Regions from separate parts of the Homo sapiens genome. Here region 1 is linked to region 2. A link is an interaction called in ENCODE POLR2A ChIA-PET data of the cell type or tissue named here. Cell type or tissue: PC-3. All regions are shown on one strand. Links, peaks and the distances in the headings refer to the core of each region. The heading gives the core; the rest is flanking DNA.

Region 1 (5,390 bases), core at 209-5,208, 150 kb after region 2:
TATGAATAAGCAAAGACTTATAACAGCTCAATTTTGAAAAAGAAGAACAAAGAGAAACCACACTATCTGATTTCAAGGCACAATATAAAACACATTAACAAGGACAGTTGGAGTAAGGAGAGACAGAGAGACCCATGAAACCAATTAAAGTACAGGAACAGATACAGATATGCCATCTGTTGAATTTTCATAATGGTTCCTAGGAAATTCAATGAACAGTAATATTTTGAAAGAAAATTATTTTTTTCCCGAGCAGTAGGTCTCAACAGTGGGCTCAAAATATTCAATAAGCCATGCTGTAAACTGTTGTCAAAAGAGTTTTACCATTTCATACTCCCACCCACAAAGGAAGTGTGCCCTGACTACTCCATATCATCATCATCATTCTTTTTAAAATTGTAGCTACTGGTAGGCATTTAGTAGTATCCCATTAAGCTTTTAATTATTATTTCATGATTACTAATGATGTTGAACACCTTTAAGGATGCTTGCTTGCCATTTGTAAATCTCCCTTGTAAAGTGTATTTTCAATTCTTTTGCTCATTGAGAATGCACATAGTCATGTAAGAATTCTGATGGAGATGTACAAAGAAATTAATGTTGCCTTTATGCCTGTGAACACAAAATCTATTCTGCAGCCCATGGATCAAAAAGTAATTTTGACTTTCAAATAGTATTATTTAAGACATACGTTTTGTAAGGCTGTAGCTGCCAGAGATAGTGATTCTTTTGATGGATCTGGGAAAAATAAATTGAAAAATTTTGGGTAAGGATTCATCATTCTAAGTACTGTTAACATTTGTGATTCATAGAAGGAAGTCAAAATGTCAACATTAACAGGAGTTTGGAAGAAGTTGATTTCAACCTTCATGGATAGTTTTAAGAAGTTCAATACTTCAATGGAGGAAATAACTGCAGATGTGGTAGAAATAGTAAGACAATTAGAAGTGGAGCCCGAAGATGTGACTGAATGCTACAATGTCATCACAAAACTTGAATAAATGAAGAATTACTTCTTATGGATGAACAAAGAGTGGTTTCTTGAAATGGAATCTACTCCTGGTGAAAATGCTGTGATGATTGTTGAAATGATAACAAAGGATACGGAGTATTACATCATAAATTTTGTTGATAAAGCAACATCAGGAATTGAAAGGATTGACTCCAATTTTGGAAGAGGTTCTGCTGTGGATAAAATGCTGCCAAACAACATAATGTGCTATAGAGAAATCTTTTGTGAAAGGAAGAGTCAATCAATGCCACAAATCTCATTGCTGACTTCTTTTAAGAAATTGCCACAGCCACCTCAACCATCAGCAGCCAACTTCCTGATCAGTGAGCAGCCATCAACATTGAGGCAAGACTCTCCACCAGGAAAAGTATTATGACGTGGTGAAGGCTTAAACAATTGTTAGCAGTTTTTAGTAATAAAGTATTTTAAAGTTAAGGGATTCTTATTTTGTAGACACAATGCCATAGCACACTTAATAGACTACAGTATCATGTAAACACAACTTTTATATGCACAGGGAAACAAAAAAATTTTGCGACTCACTTTATTTTGATATTCATTTTCTTGCAGTGGTCTGGAACCAAACCCACAATATATCTGCAATGTTCCTGTAAATAAGTAGGGCCTCGAGAAAGGGATTGTCCATGTGTCATATTTTGGAAAAAAAGTTGAGCAAGATTTAAATAAATAGGTAGTTATGATTACTTCTTCATCCTCAATGAGTGACATGCTGAATGCTGCTAAGGGTAGATATTCAATGGTGGCAACAAGAAAGCATTATAATTTTAGTGCTCCTTTAAATGGAAGTGGATTATTTGCTAGTTTTAGGTTAGGTGCTATGTGGCACTGTGGGAGTAACAAGTTGATAGAATATGCTGACTCTGCTGCTGTGGGTACGCAGGAGGAAAACACATTAGTTAGTATTTCAAAATATGATCCTGTTCTGTAAGCCTGTCCCAAAATTACAATAACTGACTCCAATAATCCATCGACTTTGATTCCAGTATTGACAACGTGTTTCACAAAGTTTAATTAAATCATTTTTGTTTTATATTCAATTGGCAGTCTCACATTTGCATTTGATGTCTTCTTCCATTTTGGGCCAATCAATTAATCAATCAGTCAATCTAACCTGGACTCACATTAGTTTTCTGGGGCAAAATTAATTCTGGTTTATCTACAAAATTTTTTTTTTCTGGAATAACTCAGTTTTTACCCTTCTGAAGTGTTTTCTATTGTTCTCTCCTATCCTCTGTTATGGTTCAGATTCTTTCACTGTGAATTTCTGTAAGAACATTCTTTAATGAAAAAGTTCTGCATACTTTTTGCCATCATGTGATTTATAGTACACTATGAAGTTACCGTGAGTAGGACTGCCAACTCCCTGTTCCTCCAACTGTCTTTAGCTAGACTCTGGTAAAGGCACAGGTAAGAGAGGAAGTCATTAGTTTATGCTTGCAAAGTGCTGGGGACATGTTCTCTCAGATTACATATGCGGTTACTTTCCTCAGAGCAAAGAATTCTGGCATTTTGAAATACGAAATGTTATATTTTTTTTTAAATCTGTAAACTCTCATTCTTCTTATCCTGATATAAGAAATTTTCTAAGCCTCAAAATTGATATTATGATGTAAGCTAAAAAAAACTGTGGAATCAACCAAGGTCAGCCCAGGATCTTTAATCAAGTAGGTACCAAAACCTTAAATCACAGCCTCCTTGTACCCTGCCTACAAAGTATGAGAAGTTAAAAGGACTCTATCTAATTGAAAAGCAAATTCTGAAATAAGAGACCCAGAGTAGCTAAAACAATCTTTAAAAAGGAGTAATTTGCAAGACTCATACTTCTCAATTTCAAAATTGCTACATAGCTACAACAATCAAGGCTGTGTAGTACTGGCCTACGGTGGACAATATATACCAATGCAATAGAATTGAGTCCAGAAATAAAACCATAAGTTTATGATCAGTTGGTGTTCAACAAGGGTGCCAAGATAAATAAATGGGAGAAAGAATAGTCTTTTAAATAAATAATGCTGGGCAATCATATATCAATATACAAAAGAGTGAAGTTGGACCACTACTTCACACCATACACAAAATTGGACTCAAAATACATCAGCAACCTAAATATAAGTGCTAAAACTATAAAACTCTTAGGAAAAAAGTTAGGCTTTGATCTTTGTGATCTTGTATTAGATAATTATTTCTTAGATATGACACTAACAACCAAATAACAAATTGGACTTCATTAAAATTTTAAAAAGTTGTGTATCAAAGGACATTAACAAGAAAGTGAAAAGACAGCCCATGAAATGGGAGATAATATTTTCAAATTATATACATGGTAAGCACCTAGTATCCAGAATGTATAAAGAAGTCTTACAGTGCAGTGACACAAAGACAAATAACGCTATTAAAATTGGGAAAAGTATTAAAATATACATCTCTTCAAAGAAAATATACAAATGACCAGGAAGTATGAGAAAAAATGTTCAACATCAATATTAACTAATGTATTCTTCATTGTGCTTAGGGAAATATAAATCAAAACCACAACGAGATAATATAAAGTGTTTCAAGGATGTGGAAAAATTAGAACCCTCATACATTACTGGTGGAAATGTAAATAACGCAGCAGTTTTGGGAAACAGTTAACAATTACTTAAAATGTTAAACATAGAGCTTCTATATGACCCAGCAATCTCACTTTAAGGAATACAACAAAAAGAATTGGAAATATATGTCAATACAAAAACATACTTATGAAAGCTCATAGCAACATTATTTGTAATAGCCGAAAAGTAGGAACAACCAAATGTCCACAATTGAAAAATGGATAATCAGAATGTGGTATAAGAGTTCTTTATATTATTACAATGGAATATTATCCAGCATAAAAGTACTGATTTATGTTACAACATGGATGGGCCTTATGCTAATTTCATTCAGCACAAAGAAAACATTATGCAAAGTAAAAGAAGCTAGATACAAAAAGCTGTTTTGGATGATTCCACTTAAATAAAATGTTCAGAATAGGCAAATCAATTGGACAGGAAAACTAGTGGTTGCCAGGGTCTTGACAAGGGAGGAATGGGGAGTGACTGGTAATGGGTGTGGCTTTGGGGGATGCTTATAATATTCTGGAATTAGATAATAGTGATGATTACACAACTTTGTGAACATTTTTTGAAAACCACTAAAGTGAGCACTTTAAAAGGGTGAATTTTACAGCAGGTGAGTGTAATCTCAATGAAAAAATAATTCCTGGGTGGTGTCCCAGGACCACTACTAAATTAGGATGAGAGAGTGAGGTTGTTAGGAATCTGTATTTTAACAAGCTCTCTAGGAGATTTTTCTTTTGCACACTAATGTTTGAAAAGCATTTCTTTAAAGCATTAAAAAGAGTCTGTCTGACAAATGCTTAGAATGTTCTTACTGGCCTGTTTTTCTCATCAAGCCTTCAGAATATACTTCTGCAGTGCTTCATAAGTCTATAATATAATAATAGTAATGATAACAATAATAAGGTATACCATATCTGTTGTTATGGTTTGTCCCTGTGTCCCCACCCAAATCTCATCTTGAATAGTAATCCCCACATGTGGAGGGAGGGACCTGGTGGGAGGTGATTGAATAATGGGGTGAGGAGGGTTCCTAGGGCAGGGGTGGTTTCCCCCATGCTGCTCTTGTGATAGTGAGCAAGTTCTCACAAGAGCTGATGGCTTTAAGTGTGGCACTTCTCTCTCTGTTTCTCTCTCCCCACTGCTGCTATGTAAGATGTGTCTTGCTTCCCCTTGGCCTTCTGCCACAATTTTAAGTTTCCTAAGGGCTTCCAGCCATAGAGAACTGTGAATCAATTAGACCTCTTTTCTTTATAAATTACCCAGTTTGGGGCAATCCTTTATAGCAGTGTGGAAATGGATTAATATATGTGTCAAGAAAATTTTTAAGAAGTCATACAAGCATCCAGATCACAGCACCTCATGTTTCCCAATTTCTTTCTGCTGATTCAATGCCACATAAAGTCTTTTATTTTGTCTTAGTCAGCTCTTCTGTTCCCTTCAGCACAAATTTGAACCTTCCCTGGTTTAGTCTTTTCAATTCCTCTCTCTCTCTATCTCTCTCTCTCCCTCCCTCCCTCCCTCCCCTTTCTCCCTCTTCTTCTCCCTCTCTATGTCACTCTTTATCATTGTCTGGTAGAAACTTTCTCAATTAATTTCTCCCTGCCTTGCAGAATGACTCTTCATTTGCACCTAGCTTTCTCTATTTTCATTTTATTCATTCAAATACCCAATTTCTATTTACGGAGAATCTTCATTGTGTTAGTGCTCAAGATACATGATGAACAGAGCAGTACAGGACCTTGTCCTCATGGGAC
Region 2 (5,319 bases), core at 1-5,000:
CGCACCGCAGTTCCTCGGTGTCCACTTCAGGCTTCCGGACTGGAAGGACAGCCGGGAATAAAACGTGCCGGCGAGGCTCAGGAGTCATTGGCCACAGAGACCCAGCCCGAGTTTCCCATCGCACTGAGCACTGAGATCCTGCTGGAAGCTCTGCCGCAGCATGAGCTCCGCAGCCGGGTTCTGCGCCTCACGCCCCGGGCTGCTGTTCCTGGGGTTGCTGCTCCTGCCACTTGTGGTCGCCTTCGCCAGCGGTGAGAGCAGAAGCCAGGCTGTGAGGGCTGGCAGCGGCGAGGGGGAGTCCGGGAAGCCCTGGGGCTGGGGAGGAATCCTCTAGGATCATGATCACAGCCACACTTAACGGAGAGCCTGCTGAGTGTCTGGCCACAGTGCCAGGCGCTGCACCTGCACCTCCCACCTGGTTAGAACAACTTCTGTCTGGGGGAGGTGTGATTTATGGTAAGGAAAAGAAGGCTGAAGGTAGTGGAAAAAGTCCCTAAAGTACCTCTGGCTACTCATGGAGTCACCACTCCCTCCCCTCCTCCTCTCTTACCCTCTCCATTTCCCCCTCAGCTGAAGCTGAAGAAGATGGGGACCTGCAGTGCCTGTGTGTGAAGACCACCTCCCAGGTCCGTCCCAGGCACATCACCAGCCTGGAGGTGATCAAGGCCGGACCCCACTGCCCCACTGCCCAACTGATGTGAGTCCTTGCACTGCATCTGTCAGTGCTCCCGCTCCGTGCCTCCTCTGCCCAACCCTCCCCCTTCTAATGCCATTTGCAAACCCAAGGACTGAAAGTCACATCTCTTCTCTTTTCCCTGCCAGAGCCACGCTGAAGAATGGAAGGAAAATTTGCTTGGACCTGCAAGCCCCGCTGTACAAGAAAATAATTAAGAAACTTTTGGAGAGTTAGCTACTAGCTGCCTACGTGTGTGCATTTGCTATATAGCATACTTCTTTTTTCCAGTTTCAATCTAACTGTGAAAGAACTTCTGATATTTGTGTTATCCTTATGATTTTAAATAAACAAAATAAATCAAGTTGTAGTATAGTCAAAATACTTCTTAATAATAGTGCAAAAATTGTGTTGACACATAACAATTTCATGGAAGAAAAAAATTCCGGTATTTTAAGCAAAAAGTATTTTGAAGGAAGGTGTGAATACTGGTTATGCTTGGTGTTACATGTTGGCTGATACATATTCATGCATTTACATGATTGCAGTACTTTATAGCTACATATTTACCTTGACCATTATTATTACCTTTGCCAATAAATATCAGTAACACAGATGGCTTTTAAAAAATTAAGTAAATAAATAAGACTGTTTTTATGCCCACAAATTCTGGAAACAAGGAGACGTACTAGATGATGTTTTTATTCATCCCTCAGGAAGGCACTGCTCTACTCTGGGGAGAAAGGAAGTTGTTGCAGTGTTGGTATATTAGTTACCTATGGCTTCTGTAACAAATCAACACAAACTCAGTGGCTTAAACAATACAAATGTATTATCTTGCAATTTGGGGGGTCACAAGTCCCAAGTGGGTTGAACATGCTGAACTCAAAGTATGATCATAGCTGTGTTTCTTCTGAAGGCTCTAAAAGAGAATCTATTTCCTTTCCTTCCTCAGCTTATAGAGGCATCTACGTTCTTTAGCTTATGGGCCCTCCATTGATTTTCAAACTGCATCACTCCAACCTCTGCTTCCATTGTCACATCTCCCCTCTCTCCTCTGACCTTTCTGCCTCTAACTCTACCTACCTCTCATAAGGAGCCTTGTGAATACGTTGGACCTGCTTGGATAATCCAGAAACCATTTCCATCTCTGGACATTAAAACATCTGTGGAGACTTTTTTGCCATACTAAATGACATATTCATAGGTTGCAGAGAGTAGGGCATGGGGATCTCAAGGGTGGGGGGCATTATTCACCCTACCACAATGGGTCAGAAGGCAGAATCTAGCTGTGGAATGAGAAAGCTGCAGTCATTTTTCATGAGCTAATGTAATTTTTACCCAAGGTGACAATGTTTGTGTAGACATAGGATAAAAATCCTAAGAGAAAATAGAACATGGTGCCATTCAATCTCTTTGGTGGTGGTGGAAAGGGTGGGTTTTTAGGATGACAAACTAATTAAGAAAAACATAACTTATAGATGCTTAGGAAATGCCAGAATATCATCTAAAATTCCCACACCCACATTGCAAGTTAGAGAGTATTATTCCCAATATAGAGGTGAGCTGACAGTCTCGGGGAGGACACAGCTTGGGAGAGGCTGAGCGGATAAGTCTGACTCTCAACTCCCTCCTCTTGCTTTCACATTGTGCTGCCTTTCACACAGGCAAGTGGCATGTTAGCTGATTCTGCAGACAGGAATTGTTCCATGAACTAGCTCTTGAAGGGGGCGGAGGAATTTGCCAGGGGGACAAAGGGAAGACAGGAACTGTCACCAGAAGAATAATATGTAAAAAGACACTAGATAATTCAGTCATTTGCATGTTTGGACAACAGTTCATAGTTCTGCAGGGCTGGAATGGAGAGAGAGAGTGAAGCATGGTCTCTCAACTAGTTTTCACCCCCTTGGTATTTTTCACCTATAATACAACTTATGCACTGCTACCCATATTATTTTTCCAAACACAGATAGAAATATTTCACTCCCCTGCATAAATCATTCCAGATCCAAAGTCCTTAGCATGACACTCTACACTGTGTCACACTCACTTTCCCTCTGTGCCTTAGTTTCCTCATCTGTGAAACAGGGATATTATGAGTGGCTACTTTATAGATGATCATGAGGACCAAAGTCAATCAGTGCTGGAATGCTGGTGCCTCATAAGTTACTGCTTAAGAATTACCTTGATCTAACTATACTGAGAACACTTTCAAGTTGCCACCTTTATCAGCAAGGGCATGGGAAGAAGCCTTTCCTCCTGGGAAAAGCTCAAGTCACACAGAAACTCCCTGTTGTTGTTTCAACAGTCATGGAGTGATAAAGTTTAAATTTACTTAAACTCCCTGTGAGTTGTAAGCAGTCATCAGAAAATGTTCACAAACTAGACACTTACTGCTTAGTCATGGGCTCTATCAATAAAACCAAACCACCAAAGGATATTTTGTTCTTGGAAGCTGTTCTGCATTTTTGTAATTTTTCATTTTTTTCTTCTAAGGACTGTGGTAAAAATAGCTTCTTCTGTAATGTATAGAACATTGAAGGTTTAGTTGGTTTTAAATATGTATCCCTATTTTCTCTTTATAAAAGACAATTCTTATTTATTACAAAGAGCAGAAAATATAGAAGAAATAAAAATATTTTTCATAAACTGTATTTTCTCCACTCAATTTTTTTATTTTTGAAAATATTAGTCATTTGATATCCTTACAAGTTGAACTGCTAACTTCTAATAAAGTATTTATTTGTACACACCATAAAGAAAACACTTAGTAATTTACTTAATTATATTGCTATTAGTTTGGGAGCATTCCTGTCCAAATTTTCAGAGTATGAAAGCATGTTACAGGGTAATATAAAATGTTTTCCTTGGCTGGAGAACAAATAGCTAACTCATGTGATATTGCATTCACTTATACATATATAGTCCTGTGTATATTTATATTCACTGTATCTATGTGTGTATGAATGTATGCATGTTTTTCTACACCTTTACATACATATAAACTCACACACACATAAAATGAGTTTACAATACAATACTTATACCTGTTTTGTACTATGCATCCTGATATTTTATTTTCTATCCTATCCTATCCTACCATATTCCACTTTTTAGAAGATGTTGGCCACAACTCTATAAAATTATTTTATAATCCACTGATGTGTCATGATGTGTAGTTTAAAAGCACTAATCTAGTTCATTGATTAAAAGGTTAGGTTCTGATGGTCCATATTGGAGTCCACACTTCAAGCAAGATGCATGGGGGAGTCAGTAAGAACAGGATGCTGAGGACCAACTGGATAGTTAAATCTCCTGGTCTGTAGTCTTCCTTCAATTTCAATCTCCATCCCTGATCTAGGGTTGGAGTCTGGGAAACCCATGAAAAATAGCTTCTGTGGTAAAGATGTCACTCCAAACAGGATATTGTCTGGACTGCTGGGATTCTAAGTCCTTTTTAGCTGGGGCTACAATTTATATTCATTACCCATCTACTTCAGTCATGTACATTCTAGTTGGTTCCTAATGCACAACTTAATAGAGGACTAAAAATACATTGATTTCTAGGAAGACTTAGATAAAAAGCAAGCATGTTCACAATTAATGGACTTAAGTAGCTGTTTTATACCTATTTCCTCTTCTCATACGGCTCTTTTCCCTCTTAGTCCTATAGATGCTGGCACTAGCCTAGTGAGCTTTTGTGTAAGTTTGGGTTATATCTCAACTTTGATTCTGTGTGACCCCAAGTCTCCTCAGTTTCCTTATCTGCAAAATAAGGACAATAATGTCCACTTCATAGGGCTCTTGAAAGGAATACATCACACTTATAATAGGACACAGCATGGATTCTGACTCAGAATTGGAACCTAATAAGTAAATAGGACTTTTATTCTCTTTCCTTGGAGTTTCACCACCAGAGCGTATAACATTTCCAGTAGTGACAGCCACAATCTGTGAGCTAGCAAGCAACCTGTTGAGAACACAACCAACAAGAACTTCTCCTGCACAGAACCACAATCAAAAGAAGACAACAAGTTAAGAAGATTTTAACATGATAGACCAAGGTGGTGTTTTCCACTTACAGTAACAAATAAAAGAAAATCAAATACCAAAACCACAATGTTGATGGGGAGTTTATCGTGGCTAACTAAAACCACTTTATGCCTGCCTCCTCCACTTAGAAAAACCAGAGCAGTATATAGACAGTGACAGTATGAGTACATTATCCAAGAGATGATGTTGGAATTCAACAGAGAAGTAACAGGAGAAACTAAAATCTGAGAGGAAGGAGGAGAAGAGGCAGCCTCCTTTCCCAGGTTAGGCTAGGAGCTGGGAGTGACTTCCTAATGCAAAGAAGGGGCAAGTAATAGACTTCTAGCAGTTCATATCCCCACTGTGAAATAGTATAATCCTCGCCATGAAAGAGCCCTCTGACCCTCCCAAACCCTGAAACTAACATGACGACCAGCCAGGAGACTGTGGGATGGAACTGCTCCAGCGAGGGAGCTCACACTAGGTTCCACATTCTTTCTGAGAGATAAGTGGCTACAGCAACTAGCTTCTGCCAACTTCATGCTATCCTGGGGCCCAGCAGTGCTGGGACTGGGGCGTTATGAAAACTTGGGTTGTCACTGCTGGGACAGGAG

Evidence for each region. Peaks named below come from ENCODE experiments on the same cell type or tissue, not always from the same donor. Only the 100,000 strongest peaks of a DNase experiment are listed, where the experiment ranks them.
Region 1: POLR2A ChIA-PET joins it to region 2 with 5 read pairs; 2 of 35 experiments call an interaction of 5 or more read pairs at or near these places.

The regions. Positions count from the first base shown.
Region 1 is chr4:73,822,675-73,828,064 of GRCh38, reverse strand. No RefSeq gene overlaps it. Among named protein-coding and RNA genes, the nearest start is that of CXCL6, 11 kb to the left of the region's middle. In PC-3, for the core only: no CTCF peak of the experiment used is centred there; no DNase peak of the experiment used is centred there.
Region 2 is chr4:73,976,795-73,982,113 of GRCh38, reverse strand. PF4 (platelet factor 4) reads left to right here and starts at 87. Exons shown (of 3, transcript NM_002619.4): 1 at 87-251; 2 at 571-697; 3 at 823-1,303. The coding sequence starts at 161. The coding sequence ends at 910. RefSeq lists an enhancer at 394-1,135. In PC-3, for the core only: no CTCF peak of the experiment used is centred there; a DNase peak (open chromatin) is centred at 3,023; H3K4me3 peaks cover 393 bases; H3K27ac peaks cover 2,331 bases.